Linked DNA regions of Mus musculus: region 2 is linked to region 1. The links are chromatin loops, found by intact Hi-C in ENCODE. Cell type or tissue: left cerebral cortex. All regions are shown on one strand. Links, peaks and the distances in the headings refer to the core of each region. The heading gives the core; the rest is flanking DNA.

Region 1 (8,615 bases), core at 185-8,184:
TGAATCTCAACCAGGTTGCCTAAATCTCTCTGAGCCTCAGTTTTCCCATCTGGAAAGTGGGAAATGACTGTGCCACTCATCGTTCTGTAGTATAAATTGTCAAGAATATTGATGTGAGGCAGTGGACCATCCCAGTAGACAGAAGAACTGGGAAGGTAGTAGCAAGTTCAGAACCCGATTAAACTTATAGCTGAGAAGAACAGGAGTTCAGACTAGCTCCCGATCAGATTCCTGTCCTGGAGCACATTGACCACGACACCCCACTAAGGGGACCATGACAACCAGTCACATAGTATAGAGCTTAGAGTTTTCTTGTTAATGAGTATCTACATGCCCTGAGTGTTTAGTCAAACACTAGCCATCCCTTCCTGCAAATGGTATTTAATCTCTGGTTCACCCTGAGTAAGTCTTATGCATCCTCATCTGTCATGAATAAAGAAGTTTGGACAAGCAAGGGCTATCTCCTTTATCAAGAACCACTTCGGAGGTAGGGGGTAGGGATGTCGGGGGCCTTCATCATACAGATCTGCAGCCTTTTGGCACTCACTCAGAGCTAAGCCAGATCCTCCCTGCCCCAGGCTCATTGCAGGCCTGAGGGCTCCCATTTCCAGCTCCTCACAGTCTCCAGCAAGCAGTCTGGGTGCACAGCAGGATAGGAGCCACTGTCCTCAACTCTTCCGGGTTCCAGCAGCATCTGGGTGCACAGGAGTTTAAGAACCACACAGTCTTTGTCCCAGCCCCTGCCATCTGGGAACCCAGATCTACATCAAAGATAAAAATAGCTTGGCCCTGGCCAAAGAAGGGGCTGCAACAGGCATCGCCCCTCTACAGAGCCAGTCACTAGGTGACTGAAGGATCTTAAGCAAGGTTGCTTTGTCTCTAAGGCCTCATGTTTGTGTCTCAAAGGCGGAGGCAATGCTGTATCAGCGGTGGTAAGGTGGGTGAAGAAGGGAGCATTATCAGTCCAGAAGAAGCAACAGGCTGTGGCATGTGTATTCCAACATCTTCACCTCTTCCTTCCTTAGATCCCTGCTTTTCTCTCATGCTCTCCTTTCCATGTCTCAAGTGCATGAGGGAGTGCGCATGTATGTGCTTGTATATGTGCATGTTTTCGAGTGCAGGTGTGTGCAAGTGTAATTGTGTTTAAGTGTGACTCTGTGTGTGTGTGTGTGTGTGTGTGTGTGTGTGTGTCCAAGCATGGTGGTGTACTACTTTAGTCCCAGCTCTTACAAGACAGGGGCAGGCAAGCAGATTTCTATGACTTCTGGGCCAGCCTGGTCTATATAGTAAGTTCCAGGCTTGCCAGAACAAAAAATTAAAGATCACCCCCCTCCTCCTGTGTGTGTGTGTGTGGGGGGGGGTCTGTGAATTTGGATTTTGAATCTGACTAATCTCTAGTTCTACCCATTTTCCTATGAATGGTTACAAAAAAGGAGGAGGAACTGCTTGGAGGGAGGAGGGAGATCAATATAAGGGGAGATACAGTGGGATCAGTGGGAGTCTGGATAGCGGCAAAGGGTGACATCTGTGTTATTAAAATGTTTCAGTGACATTTCTCTGTATGCTAACCAAAATTATTTAAAATATTAACAATGAAAAATGCCCTAGCTGGTTGGTTCTGCAGGGTCTTCTCCTCCCTCTGTCCCACTAGGGGCCTGCCTTGACCTGTGGATCCTAGACTCTTAAGAGAGAAGCCAAACCCAGGGCTGGCTAGGGCACCTTCCTGATAAAGGGGCGAGGACTACCCATACTATCAGGAATCTCCAAGGATCTGGAATCACGACTCCCGTTTCCTGGGAAAGGGAGCAACATTTCATTCTAAAACACTGACTGTCTTGGCTGCACAGGGCCTCCGTCCCCTCCCTGTCACTCAGCCACTGCGTGACTGTAGAAAGTCAATCTCTCTCTTCATGCTGGGAAGACCTTCCTCATCTGCAAAAAAATAGAAATAAATGAAAACTGACCTGTAAGCGTGGGTAGGATAGGAGTCTACTGAGAAAGAGTACAGTTTGGCTGTGGCACATGGCCACTGTGCAGCCATGTAGGTCAGGGCTGCTCTCTCCACCTCACTCGGTGACTCATGACTTTGAGACTTAGGGCACCCTTACCTAAATCACATTTGAGCATCATTCTCAGAGTACCGTTAAGACAGGGTAAGACACGAAGGGTCTGTGCCTCCCATGGATTCCCAATGCATCGATTCCTCATTATAATTCTAACAAAAACACAAACCACTGTGGACCAGCAGGGGTTGTCAAGGAGCAATTACTTAGCAATTTTCCTTTTTTTCCCCCCAGTGGAAGCGGAGTGAGATGGAGAAACGAGGCAGGAGGAGGAGCTTGTGTTCTCCACTCTTTCCCTTTTCCGGGTGTAATGTTCTCTGCAGAGTTGGGTGGCTGCCTCAGTGCCGGCTCAGCACTGTCCTTGGAGGGCAGGCCTCAGGGATGGCACCTGAAGGCTGGGGGAGGGAGTGGAGTCAGTCTTAGGCAGAGGATCTTGAAAGCCTGTGATGCGCTTCTACGTTGCTTTAGGGAAGGTGTCTGTCTTGGGGGAGGGGATGGGGAATTAACTTCTGAAATGGGATGAGCACTTGCATTAGAATTATCCAAATGCTTGTGAAAGGTATGGGTCTCCATTATCCACAGAAAGGATGGCAGCCCTGCGATAAAGATGGAAGACAGGACAGCACACTAAGTGAAATAAGCCAACCCTGGGAAGACAAATACTGGCTCAGCCTTCTCACAAGTGGAATCCTAAAGTGGTCTAGTGGTTAAAGGCAGAATGGTGGGTGTCACAGGCCGAGGATAGAAAGGAGAAGCTGCTCAAAACTGGCTAAGAGGAACGTTTCCCTATGTTCTATTGCCCAGTGGGATGGCAAGGGTTAATGGTAATGTGCATAATTCAAAACAGCTAGCAGGGCAATGGTAGTACACAGCTTTAATCCCAGCACTCAGGAGGCAGAGGCAGGTAGAACTCTATGAGTTCAAGGACAGGCTACTCTACAGAGCTAGTTCCAGGACAGCCAAAGTTACACGAGAAATCTTGTCTTAGAAAACCATAAAGAAACAGTAATAACAAAAAGAGCTAAAAGAGGGGCTGTTGGATATCCTTATCACAAGGAAAAAAATGAATTCTAGTGACAGGCTATCATTTGATTTGAACATTACATAAGTTGGATAAGTCTCAATGTGACATTTTATCCCAGGAAAATGTATGTTAGGATGTATCATAGTTCATAGAGACGCAGACCCCAAAGTCTCAGACCCATGACAATCAGCATCTGCATATCCTGTGGGCTGGTGTGATGCTGGCATCTGCAGTTGTCCAGTGGACCAGGTGCCTGTGCTGGCGGGCATCGGCAGTGAGTGGCAAGTACAGAAATGATTGGCAGGAAATCTTCACAAGACAACCAGAAAACAAGCTCTGTCAATTATGGGATATAGTATCCAAAAGGGCTCTGTGGGAGCCATTTCTAAACATAGTAACACAACCAGAGTCCTCTTGCCTAGTCTTAAATCTTGATCCATCACCACTTACTAGCAAGGAAAAATTGAATACATTGCTCAGCCTCACATGTCCTGTTTCCTTACCTGTGAAAAAAAGATGATAGACTCTTCTCCCTAGAAGGATTACCTGTGACCTCAGACACACACGCCTAAACTGAAACTTAGATCAGTATTTGGGACTGAAGCCTACCCAGCCAGTGACTCCGAGCGAACCCAGCTGTGTTTTTCCTTGTCCTGTACCACTCTGCCTAGTACCCTTTGTTCCTTTTCAGACAGAAAGAACAGAACAAGACACAAAGTAACTAGTCCAAGGTTAAAAGGCACTGGAGATTGGAGCCTTTGGCTTTTTCATAAAATATTTAATGTTCTCCGGTGCCAGGCTCTATTCTAAGCATTGGGGGTTTTGTGGTACTGGGGGTAGACGAAGTTCCTGGACTCACGGCAGTTCTGTGTAGTTTGGAAGCAAAATTGTCTGCATCCAGAACCCATAGCTCTCATCAAGCTACATTCTGCCTCCTTGATGGATGGTGGGTTTATTGCCATTGAGGGTTGAGTGACCAGGAAAACCTGAGATGTTCAATAAATCCTGCTTTTCCATAGCTTTTCCCTCCGCCTTCCAGAGAGACAGATCCTTACAATAGGGCCCTGGCCTGGTGGGGTTACTTCTACCTCTTCTGTCTCTGTCGCTGGCCCTGGGGCCTCTAGATACTGTATTTGGTGATGAAAGTCTAGATCCAAGTTCACTGTGGGATTATTGCTCAGGCTGGGCATTGCAGGGACCCACGATATAAGTTAGAAACAGCAATCCTTTTATAGACACATCTATTATAGCATCTGCTGCTTGATTCCAAAATGATTCCCTAAATTCCTAAATTCCGTTGAGAAGTCAGAAAGAAAGCCAATTTCTCTCTCAAAAGCCCTACAGCTCTGGAGCAGAAAGGAGTGGAATCACGGGCTCCCTCTAGTGACGAAGTGGGGCATTTCAGAAAAATGCTCACAAAGCCACCTCAGCGGCTATGAAGGTTAGGGGGAGTTATTGTAGGATTCTGGTACAAAATGGCTACTCTGTGGTCCCGGGGGGGCAGAAAGCCAGCCTGTCCTAGAATGCTCACTCTTCTGAGGACCATGACTCTAACCTCCATCTGTATACATGCAGGTCCCTGGGGGTCTGACTGTATGCCATTATTCTCTGACCTCCCTGAGAGACTTAGCCCCCCTCACCAACTTTCCCCTGAGAGGCCAAACACACATTACCCCATTTGGTGGCCTGCTGGGCTAGCCCTTGCTGCATCTACTCAGCCCTCATCCTGTCCAGAGCCAAGACAGAGCTGGGTCTTCAACACCAGGCTCAGTTTCACCTCCTAGAGGCCATCTCAGTATTCTTGGAGCCACTTAATATCCTAATGATTAGGAAGTTCTTGCAAACAGATGCCTCTCTGCTGACTCAACAGAGGTCCAACAGGTATGGGCACAGACCATGGAAGGTGCCCCTTTGAGGCAAGTCTCCTGACCTCCTCAGGCTGCATTCTCCTTGTCTGGAAGTCGAGACTCAGAATTCTGTGGTTAAACAGACAAATATGAGAAGTACTTTTGGCAAGGACAATGTACAAGCTGACGTTTGCGTTTTTATTATTTTCATAGCTCAGAAATCAGCTAAGATGTTGTATTGTTTTGAGCTAAATTAATTTTTGTGAGAATGTGACCCTACCATGTATGGGCTCCTTCCTTTACCAACCATTCTCTTATTGTGACTCTCTCTCTCTCTCTCTCCCTCCCTCCCTCCCTCCCTCCCTCCCTCCCTCCCTCCCTCTCTCTCCCTCCCTCCTTCCCTCCCTCCTCCCTACCCCTTCCTCTCTCTCTCCTTCCTTTACCAACCATTCTGTTATTGTGACTCTCTCTCTCTCTCCCTCCCTCCCCCCACCCCCTTCCTCCCTCCCTCCCTCCCTCCTCCCTCCCTCCCTCCTCCCTCCCTCTCTCTCACTGCCCTTCTCTGTCTCCACTTCTCCATCTTTTTGGAAATCTCCCCTTCCTCCCCCAAATCATGCTTCTTCTGCCTTTGTGTATAAAATAAGGAATGAAAGGCTTAAAGAACTGGAATAGCTGAGCTGTGTGCAGGTAGACAACGAATGGGGTCTTCAGCTGTTTCCTGGTGCTGTATCAAAATGCTTGAGTCCCGGCCATCCTTAAAAAAAAAAAAAAGTAGTTCTGGACATTGAGAAGCTCGGGAACATGGCTCCAGCATCAGTCTGGCAAGGACTGAGGGTCTCATGCTATACACTGCCATGTCAGAGGGTGCTGCATGGTGACAGAGCTGTGCCAACTCAGATCCTTCCTTTTTTTCCTTATAAAGCCACTTATGACCCCACAAAGCCTTCTCTTGCCCTCATCCAGTTCTAATTATTTCCCAATGGCCCCACACACCTCCAAATATTATTAGCAGTGTCTGGATTTCCAAAATATGAACTTTGGGAAGTCACATCCAAACCATAGCACAGTGGCACATTGATGAAGTTCTTCTTATGGGCCCTAAGACTATCATGATCCACGCTTGGCGTTGCTCTAACTGTGTAATCAGCATTCGCAGCACAGTCCTGTGAATTTGTTTAAGGCTAAGCTGTTGGGACTCCTGGAACTCAGGCTGGGGATGCTGAGAGAAATCTATGGACACAGGGTGGATTATGCTGGCTTTACCAAATCCAGTCGCCCTCCCTCTCAATGGGTTCTCAATAGGCTCTAAACAAGATCTTGCATCTGTGGATTCAGTTAACCACAAACCACATACCACCACCAGCAGCAGCAGCAGCAACAACAACAACAATTAGTACTGGTGAAATGGTCCAGTGGGTAAAGGCACTTGCCACCAAGACGAGGACCCAAGTTTGATCCCCAGAACCCACATGGTAGAAGGAGAGACCAACATCCTGAAAGTTGACCATGTGTTCACCACTCAACAAATAAGTGGGAGAAAAAAACTAACAAAAGAACTTAGACATATCTCTCCTGAAAGTATACAGACTTTTTCTTAACATTGTTTTCTGACCAACACATTTGCATAATGTTTACAGAGGAGTAGCTATCATAGGGGATCTAGGGACAATTAAGAGTAGGAAGAAGGTTCTATGTGGGGATTATGCCATCTTACAGGACTTGAACATACATAGATTTTGGTCCCCATCAGTTCCCATCAGCACCGAGGGAGGAGTGTATGCTCTGGGACACTCATCTCCATCTGGAAAGCCCATCAGTTGCTCCCAGAGTGGTCTTCCTGATGGCTGGACATCTGGGGGAAGCTGGTACTCACCAGCCATGGCAGATCTATTAGGTAGAGCATTACCTGGGAGCTGGAAGCTGTGGGCATGGGGAGCAGCCACCCTCTGGCTGCTAAATGAGTTGTGTGGTTGCAAATGCCATTCATCCATCCACTTAAACCTGCCATCTCTTCTGCCCTCAGCCTGAGCCAGGTGCAGGGGATTCCACCCACAGAGACTAGAACTCCCCAGCTTAGAATTGGCTGAAGGAGTTATTAACATTCAGATTTCAGAGCCAATGCTAGACACTCAGAGCAGGCCCAGGAGACAGTGTCTCGTATAGTCTCCAGGTGACTGGGATGTCAGATGGAGCAGGTCACCACTCGTGTGACTCCCAGAATTCACACTTTTCTGAATTCCTGCCATGATTTGGCTTTAAATGGGCTGCATTAGTTTCTCACGGCTGCTGTAATGAATTATTCCAAACGAACTGGTCTCACATGACAAGTTTCTCTCTCTCTCTCTCTCTCTCTCTCTCTCTCTCTCTCTCTCTCTCTCTCTCTCTCTCTCTCACACACACACACACACACACACACACACACACACAATCCCGAAGGATAGATGTTCAAAATCTCTAGAAAATACAGGAAAATCTTTCCTGCTGGTGGACCTGATATCTCTGGATCCTGGCCACATCATTTCCATCTCTGCCTGGTGGTCCATACCTTCCTCTTTTCCTGTCAGTCATTAGAACCCGTAGCACTGGATTTAGGAACTACTTGGCTACTCACAGATGGTCTCTTTCCAAGCTGCTTCATTTGTGTTTACTTGCAAACACCCTCTTCCCAGTAAGCCTCCACTTGCCCAGGTTCCAGGACACGCATGCACACCATCTTTTGGAGGCCACTGATCAATCCACTGAGCAGAATGTGGGCTGTCCTTTGAGATGGTTGTTCAGTGCACATGAAGCCATGGAGAAATAGATGTGTCAGAGGGATTCTGAGGAAGTGGGTGTATCAGGAGCTGGTGTGGGCTAGCTGAGTTAGAAAGAAAAATGAAGAGGGGACAGACTACTGGTGTTGTGTCCTCGAAGCAGTGGTGGGCTGCTGTGGGTGTTAAGATACAGAACAGGCGAGAAAACAGCTGGGCCATTGTAAAAGAGCAAGTTCCTAAGTGCCCCGGGCACAGGATGCATTGATATCTGGGAAAGAGTGAAGAAGCATCCAGAATCAAACTCTATCCAGGAATTTGGAGCCTGTGTTTGTGGGGCTTACTATACATCCAGTGGCTATAGAAAGCAGATGGGAAATTAGCCTACCCCATCGTGCTGGGTGTAGGTTAGAGCCAGGACCAGCCAGCACCCAAGTTGTTAGCCTTTGGCATTCCAGTTATACTTTATACCAGCGCTTCCTTTTCCACTGCACAGTGAACAACCACTGACACTCTATTCCTAGAATAGGATGCAAATGTGGAAGGGAAGGAAGAGGTTGTATAGACCACGCCATTCAGAGCAGTGTGGGGCATCTAGGGGCCAGCAGGAAGAAAAAAGAGAGCTTCAGGGATCACTCTTCCCATCTCTGCCTGACAGCTCCTGCAGCTGCCTCCATCATTCCGTGGGCCTAGCAGGGCACAGGCTTGCTGACAGCCGAGATCAGAGTGCACGCAGTCCCTGCTCTCAATGCAATGAGCCCTACAAACAGTGCTGATGAATCGCCCGTGGCTTCTCAGGCATCATTTGTTCACAATTATAACACAGAGAAGCTGCGAACTCCCATAGAGAACGTGAAGCTGCTCTACCCTAGAGCGAGCAGAATCCTCTCACAGGCCCACACTCAAGCAGAACTGATTTTTCTTAGGCTTA
Region 2 (8,615 bases), core at 253-8,252, 68 kb after region 1:
GTCAACTTGAAATCCCAGCAGAGGCCATCAACCAGAGGAAGAGTGGAGAGGGGGAAGGGCAGAGCTTATGAAGGAAGGCTGGAGAAAGGGCTGTGAGTGGCTTATGGAAGTTCCCTACCCCTGAGGCCTGGCTTAGAGCAGGGCTGTGTGGTGTAGGAGCTGTTTATTAACCCTTAGGGAATCTCTACAATTTAGCCTGTAATCTGCTTCCCTCCCCCTTCCCCCTCCAAACACCTACTGAGTATATGCTCTTTGTCAAATAATTCCCCAGGAGTCAAGTAGCCTGGATTTTTGAGAGTATAAACAGACTTATTCAGCAACCCACACAGAACAGGTAGAAAACACCTGTCAGAACCACATTAATGTTCTGAAGTCACTCTCTCCCCCCCACCCCCCAACACACACATACACCCTTCATAGCAGCCAGACAAAAAGCAAGTGGTTGCCCACCCAGTGAAGGCCTTCTTTCCCTCTCGGCCTGCAGAGAGCATTATAGGGAAAATTTTTCAGATAGTTGTTTTGTTTTTTGTTTTTTGTTTTTGTTTTGTTTTGTTTTGTTTTTGGTTTTCAAGACAGGGTTTCTCTGTGTAGCCCTGGCTGTCCTGGAACTCACTTTGTAGACCAGGCTGGCCTCAAACTCAGAAATCCACCTGCCTCTGCCTCCCGAATGTTGGGATGAAAGGCGTTAGCCACCACTGCCCGGCATTGCAGATAGTTTTGTTTCATTCTATTTGGTTGGCTTTTTTGGAAACAAAAAATATTTTAAATGCCTTCTGGTTTTGCACAATGCCTTCCTGTCCCTGCAACCCTTGTCAAAGGGTCTCCACTGAAAATCGAAGAAAAAGGGCAAGATAAAAGAAGTGGAAAGATTCTGTGGGTTCTGGGTCTCTGTGTGGGTGATAAAAAGAAGGCGAGGTACAGTCCAGACGGGCAGCAGTCTACATGCCCTGTAATGGCTCATTACTGGAACACCTAAGCTCCGGAGGCCACCAGCAACACATGCGCCTTGAGCATTTGCAGTTAGGAGTGTTTTCACTCAGGGGCCTACGGCATCTCCTCTGGTCACAGGCTGCAGGCCCTGTGGGTGGAAAGAGAGATTACTGGAGTGGGTGGACCTTCCAAGCTGCGGAAACAAGAGGAACATGGCAGAAGACACTGTTTGAGGCACCCAGCAATCTTCACCCGTTCCATCTCAACCTGGTTACTGAGGCAGTCAAGGTCGCATGGGCAGTAAGAGGAGGATCTGCGTTGTAACCTGAGCCACCCTGGCCACCACTGCATCTCCTAGACTGGCAGTATCACACTTGGATGCACCAGCACTCACACCTTGGTTAGCCAGGGCTTGGTTGTAGGTACACTCAGATTCAGGTGGAGACTCACTCCCTAGGCCCTGCTGTCTGGGGCCTTGAGACCTCGCAATGCTCATCCCAGGCCTTGGGCTGCTCAGCCCCCATCACTCAGGGGAAAGAACCTAGGAGCAAGCTGGCAGGGGACAAGTTCCAGGCATGAGCTCAGGTGACAGGACCAACCCATGTTCCCTCCTCACTGTGCTACTGACCAGCCTGCCAGGCTCTATGTGATGGGCATACAGGGGAGGGGCTGGCATCCCTGCTAGGATCCTTTCACTTTGCCCTTTGGGGTCTTTAAAAAGAGTGTTAGTCGCGGAGCTGAGGGAATGGTGACGGATTAAAATGCCCTTTTATTGTGCCTTAATAATTCCACCTGAAAGTGGAAAAAATAATATATCCTCCTCTGGACTGAGGAGGCTTCAGGGCATATTCAGAAAGCACTTTGAGTAGTAACTGGGGCATCAGACTCACTCCAGTGCAAGGGGGACAGAGACAAAGCTTTGCTAGCCCTGTATGTCCAACTTCTTTCTTTCCTTCCTCCATTTGAGCCCTTTCTTCTTCTCTCCTCTTCTCCTCTCCCCCTACCTCTTCTGTGTACGTGTGCTGGGGATGGAGACCAGGGCCTTGTGCATCAAGTTTTAAAAGCCAGTTTTGCCAATATCTGTATTTAACTATCTGCTGGTTTTAAAGAATTTGTCCTATGTTCCAGAGTAGCCACAGAGAGTTCAAATACATGAGAGGTCCACAAGCTCCCACCAGTGTCCCTGCTTTGCCAACCGGCTCAGTGTATGGTGACCAGGGTCCTTCTCAAGGTGACTATGGGCACCACACAGGGGTACTTGTATGTCATACTTACACCCTGAAAAGTGATGGGAAAGCTGGCTATTTTTTTTCTTTCTTTCTTTTTTAGCTCATCTCTCTGGGCCAATTAAAAACCCAGCATTTTAATAGGCCCAGTGGAGAGACACTGCAGCCGTTTCCCCAGGCTGAGCTTGAAGCTCAAGGGTCAGGGCTGGATTAATAAGGCTGCTATAAATGCCAACAGTGTCCCACATCTCATGGGCAAAGTGCTCTGGTTTGGGAGGAAGGGAAATTCAATTATAATGGGAAGCTACGGCATATCCAGACCACGATGAGCAGGGAGAGGCTAATGGTGCCCGGGGCATGTGCCAGTGGGTTTGGGGTTGGCTAAGTGTTGCCCAGCACACAAGTGATACAGGACCCACTGTGGGCAGATGTCACTTCCCAGTTATGCCTTTTTCCACTGAGTGTGTATGTGTGTTGTTCCTGTGTGTTCTTATATACACGGGTATAGAGGCTGTAAGTTGGCTTTGAGGGGAGTCTTCCTTAGTCACTCGCCACCTTATTTGCTGAAGCAGGGTCTCTAGCTGAACCCTGAGCCCACCAACTCAGCTGTAGGACTCTCTGTAACTTCTCAAGTGCTGCCATCATTGGCAAACCATGTTTGCCGAGTTTTATGAGGGTGCTAGGGATCAAGCTTTGGTTCCCTTGCTTGCTTGGCAAGTGTGTTATCCACCGCACTGTTGCCATCAGGAACCACATCTGGGTCTGCCAGGTTTTCCCTCAGAGCCAATGTGATGGTCACGGCCCTCCAAAGAGACTCATGCCTTTGGTCACAGATAATGGAGGAGCCTATTGCGTCTGTGAGAAGCAAGGGCAACTCCAGAGCCCTGGGGAAGCACCAAGATGTGACAAATGGCCAAGAAGAAGGTGGCAGTGAGCTCTTTCTGCTCCCCACAGGCCTGCTGTTTCCCTACACTTCTTACCTCCTCCCTGGGGCTAAACTATGAAGCCCATTTCACATGGTAGGAAAGCGAGGTGCAAGGGGGAAGGGAAACAGCCATACAGCCTCTATTCAAGCCCAGGCTTTGGGACTTCAGAGACCAGGTTCTCAGTCACAGGGCAGATAGCCTAGGAGGAGTCAGTGTATGTTTTCTTTCCCTCCCCCTCTCCTCCCCCCTTCACCCCCCCCCCCTTTGTGGGTGTATCTTTGTGTCTGTGCAGGGTGGTGACTCTGCCTCAGCTTAAGATCAGCACTCCTGGAAGGCTTCCAGAAGGAGGTGTTCTAGAGGAGGCCTAAAGGAAAGCCCCCACGTATGGGTTAAGGAATTCAGACTCCATCAATCTTTTATAAGCTGAGGTGACAATCAGGTTCTTAAGAAGCCAACACTCAGGACTACCCAATAAGCAATTACTGTGTTCCAGATGACTTCTAGAGCACGGAGAGCTTTAAAAACTGACCTAACATGTAATCAATCCCTGGTTTCTCCCAACTTCAGCCAAGGGAGACAGAAGAAATATGGATTATTAAAAATAAATAAATAATATCTGATGGCAGTGTCAGTTAACAAATACCAAGTATCAAACGCCAGGTATCAGAGGAGCTTACAGGCGCTCTGAATAGCCAGGATAAGCTCCATGGCAGGTGGGTCTTAGGGAGAATAGTAGTGTCTGAGTGTCAGAACCCATCTCTCCCCCCTGGGGGGCCTTGTCCTTAGTTGAGAGTTGGTCCATGGGAGACACTGGGTTATGCTTATTGGATGAACTTGGGCAAGATGTACAGGAAAGGACAAATGGCTGAGGTGAGTTATGACAGGGGAAACGGGCCTAGGAATGGCTAGCCTCTAACCAACCACCGCGTGCAGTTTACTAGACCCAGCCCTGCCAGCCAGATTCGTCTTTCCGTTGTTAGCTTTCTGGGGTTACACATGAGTTGGCTAAGCAAGTAGACTCTGTCCAGGGGGGCAGCAGAAGAAAAAGGATGGGAGACAGCTTTAGGGAAAATAAAGGCGCCCTAGAGTGCCAAGTCAGTTTGTGGAGGGCAGGTTGGGGAAAGATTGATCTAGTGAGCATCTAGGGAGCGAAGGCCAGCGCTGGGGTGGGAGCCTACTGCTCAAGTGTTCAAACACTTTGATTTAGAAATTTGATTTCTGAACTATTGTTTCGAGTAGATGACAGATCTAGCGTGAGAAAAGAAAGAACAGACAAATGGAAATACTTCCCAGCACCAAGGCTGCTTTCTAGAATCGGGAGAACCAGAGCGCAGCGCCCTCTAGTGGCACAGCGCTGATGGGCTAGCCTGCCCCAGCCTGCCCCAGCCTGCCCGCATCCTTTCTCCCTTGGCTCTCTTAGGAACTACAGAGCTGTTTCCTCTCTAATGCTTTCTGCTCATCCACTCACAGGAACATGGCTTAGTGCTTCCCAACTCTCCCCTTCCTGGTGAGATGTCCCGATCACCCTAGGTAAACATTCCTTCACCCCGATTTACGTCGCACCCCCACACATCCCTTAGCTCTGTACATAGCAAGCACCCACACAGCCCTCTACCCCTTTATGACCCCTGTACATTCCATGCACTTCACACAGCACCTTCACACACCTCATTCTGCACCCCACACTGCCATTTAGTACCCACACAGCCCTCCACACCGCCATAATGCTTGCATGCTCCACACATTTCACACAGCACCCCACAGTTCCCACAGTCCACACAGCACCCACACAACCACACACATGGACCCCCCACACCCACGAACCCTACACAGCACCCGTGCAGATCTCCACACCACCATAACCCTTGCACACTTTACACCTCCAGTCCTAACACCCCACACTGTCCCCCATACACACGCCACAGCCCCAAATGCCCACCCAGGTTTACCTTCCTCTTCTGAGCAGCATTAAACACAGTCGACATTTTCTGACAGTAACGTTCCCTTGTTCTTGAGGGATGCATCAAATGATTCCCAAGAGATGCTGCCAGGAAGCATACAGAATACAGACCTTCGCAGGGTCCTGTATACGCATGCCTGTGACACTGTTCAACTTAAATGAGAGATTACCAAAAATGACATAACATAGGAGACCTCAGCAAACCCATTGTTATTTTTTTTCCTTTTTTATTAAGAATTTTCGCCGGGCAGTGATGGCGCATGCCTTTAATCCCAGCACTTGGGAGGCAGAGGCAGGTGGATTTCTGAGCTGGAGGCCAGCCTGGTCTACAGAGTGAGTTCCAGGACAGCTAAGGCTACACAGAGAAACCCTTTCTTGGAAAACCATAAAAAAATAAAAGAAAATAAAAAGATTTTCACCTCTGCACATAAAGAGAAGATGATAAACACCGTGTCTGAATTACTAGTGTTGCTTCTCTGAGGCCATTCATTAGTTGAGTAAGGGTTACTTAACAAGCCATACCAGAACAAGATATCTGAAAGCAAGATGAAGACAGCTAACTAGTAGGCCAGTGTGCTGATTAATTCGGATCAAACAGATAACTAGTAGGTCAGTGTGCTGATTAGTTTGAATCAAACAGATAACTAGTAGGTCAGTGTGTTAATTAGTTTGGATCAACTTGACACAAGCTCTGACCATCTTGGCAAGTCTGTGGGGGCATTTTCATGACTAAAGATGGAGGTGGGGAAAGCCCGTCCCACCGAGGGTGGGGCCACCTTGGGCAGATGGTTCTGGGTTATATAAGAACTCAAACCGAGCAAACCGTAGAAAGTGAGCCAGGAAGCAGCACTCTTCCGTGGCCTGTGAGTTGACTCCTGACTCCAGGTTCCTGCCTGGCTTGAGTCTCTCTGCCTTGGCGTCTCTCAGGGATGGGCTATGAGGGGACACATTCTGTCCTCACCAAGTTTCTTTCAGCTGTGGTGTTTTATTACAGCAATAGAAACCTCAATATAACATTTGGCAGCATACCGTGTGGATACACTCGACAAAGAAATGACTCATCTCGGAGTAGAAAAGCACAAAACCCTCTTCCCGTTCCTCAGAATACGGCATGGTTTAATGCTAATGTTCCTAGACTCCCAGATTGCTTAGCGAAGACCATGGCTCCCTACTCTCCTGCAGACCTGCACCTGCCTGGACTGGATGGGAACAGAAGGCAGGGCTGCAACGGCCACTTCAGCCTGATCATGCCTTGCCTTGTCTCTCAATGGGGTCATTTCCTCTCATTATGAAACCTTTCTAAACATAGCTATGTGCAATTAAAATGTCACAGCGCTTACGATGCAGCTGTGCCATTATAGACAGGATCCTAAAGTCAGGCAGACGAGGTGGCTTCAACTCCCGACTGCTTGTCCATGTCTCTGTCTCCCGGCATGTGACCCTTGGCTTATCTGAGCTTCAGAATATTTGTAAGATGGGGTTAATAATGACTCTGGCAATGTTGCCAGATCTCGTGGAAGATGCAAGTTAACCTAAGAGCTGTTGAAAAGCCAGAAAACATTGCTCAGTTAGTCCTGCTGTAATCACATAGGCGAAGACACCGGTAAATCAAGGGTGATGCTGGCAAAGAAACAGAGCAGGGGTGGAGGGCAGCTCTGTGATCTCTCCACCCCATCTCAGCCCCGCCCCCAGCTCTGTGATCTCACTACCCCATCTCAGCCCCGCCCCCAGCTCTGTGATCTCACTACCCCATCTCAGCCCCGCCCCCCAGCTCTGTGATCTCACCACCCCATCTCAGCCCCGCCCCCAGCTCTGTGTTTTCTCCACCCCATCTCAGCCCCGCCCCCAGCTCTGTGATCTCACCACCCCATCTCAGCCCCGCCCCCAGCTCTGTGATCTCTCCACCCCATCTCAGTCCTGCCCCCCATTCAGAATTACCAAAGTGCTGCTGTTGCTTTGACTTCCGTTTCTATGCCTGCAGGATTGAAGTCCAAACAGATTTTAAACTTTTTTGGACTTTCCTAGAAGAGGAAAACCTGTTAAAGAGAGAGAGAGAGAGACAGAGGACTAGAATGTGTGCATATGTGATGTATGAACACGCATGTGTGTGTGTGTGTTTAAGAGAGAGAAGAGGGATGGTAGACGAAGGGAGAAGCAGGGAGAGAGAAAGAGAAAGACAGACAGACCAACAGATAGAGACAGAGAGAGATCATTATTTATAATTTCCTATCACAGTGTACTTGAACCCTTGAACTGAGAGTGTGGTGTGCGTCCTTGAAATAGAACTCACTGTGGCTCTGACTTGTGTGTGTGTGGTTGACAGGTAGGGAGTAGAAATGAGGTGAATCTCTGATTAGGGCTTCTGGCTACCTAGCAGGTGCTCAGAAAATACTTTTGAATGACACACTGCATCTCTGCCTATGGTTGCGGCGTGTAAATATTCTTTCTTTACCAAAACGTGATGTGGTCTTTCACCTGATATCATCTTTGCCCTTTCTTCCTGAGCAGATACTGGTGGTAGTGGGCAAGCCATGTGTGCTTTCTGTTGTCCTTCTGCCTGCCAAATGAGCAGCTTCAGGAAATCTGGGAAGGAGGCGCTCTCACTAACGTGTGCCTATTTTTGTATTTACTGTATTTTCTTAACTAATGTCCATCATTGATTCTCAGACACAAAGTCACTGACTGAGGATATTTGCTAGTCATGGAGACTAACGTATCGATGGCGACATTTAGCAGTGATCCTCAGAGATGCTAAAGTAGCTCCGCTTACTTACCTACTACGTCCTGTTGCCACGGCTGACAACATCCCCAAACTACCCAGAGTATAACCCTGCTATGGTCTCCCTGGAGGCAAAGCTGTATCTTTCTGTTTGGTGATTCCAAGCTTAAGTTGTCTCTGTAAAGGGCCCTCCTACCACTTGGTATGAACTTGAGGCCCTCTGTCCAGGTCCCCAGTGTCATTTCTCTATGGTGCACCAGCTTGTGTCTGGCTTCGATGTTTGCTATCGGCCTCTCCCTGATGACGTGCCCTCTACCCCCGTGAGCTAGGATCTCAGTAATAGGGCTGCCTTTCTAACTTGAGCAGGCTGGGCCATAGTCAACTACATGAGACACCATAAGGCCAGGACCAGGCAAGAGGCCTAAATTAGCTGCATCCTCCTCCAATCCCTACTTAGAAAGATCCTGGAGGAGACTTGTCCTTCCCGGCTAAGAATCCTGGGAGCCTAGGGACAGATGCTGTCCCTGTCAAAGCAGCTTTTCATCTTCTCTGTTTTATCCCAGATGCTGTGGAAACCCTTTAGGAAGAGCCAGCCCTCCACATTTAACATGGAGAACACTCAGCTGGCTCGCTCTCTCTCTCTCTCCCTCTCCCTCCCTCTCTCTCTCTCTCTCTCTCTCTCTCTCTCTGTGTGTGTGTGTATGTGTGAGAGAGAGAGAGAGAGAGAGAGAGAGAGAGAGAGAAAGAGGGAGAGAGAGAGAGGTGGGGGAGAGAGAGAGGGACTTCTGCTGGGGTGGTTCTCAACCTGTGGGTCGTGACCCCACTCTGGTATACTATATAAGATATCATGCATA

The links. Peaks named below come from ENCODE experiments on the same cell type or tissue, not always from the same donor. Only the 100,000 strongest peaks of a DNase experiment are listed, where the experiment ranks them.
Region 2: a loop joins it to region 1, with 2.0 times the contacts of the local background. A loop is called at or near these places in 8 of 42 quality-filtered maps.

The regions. Positions count from the first base shown.
Region 1 is chr11:33,998,278-34,006,892 of GRCm38, reverse strand. The region is part of intron 4 of 4930469K13Rik (RIKEN cDNA 4930469K13 gene); the gene reads left to right. Among named protein-coding and RNA genes, the nearest start is that of Gm51857, 20 kb to the right of the region's middle. In left cerebral cortex, for the core only: a CTCF peak has its summit at 4,465 (motif pointing left); a DNase peak (open chromatin) is centred at 4,457.
Region 2 is chr11:33,930,270-33,938,884 of GRCm38, reverse strand. Gm36395 (a long non-coding RNA gene) reads right to left here and starts at 6,757. Exons shown (of 2, transcript XR_381158.3): 1 at 4,551-6,757; 2 at 930-1,078. It also overlaps a transcript of Kcnip1 not described here. In left cerebral cortex, for the core only: a CTCF peak has its summit at 4,413 (motif pointing left); a DNase peak (open chromatin) is centred at 6,073.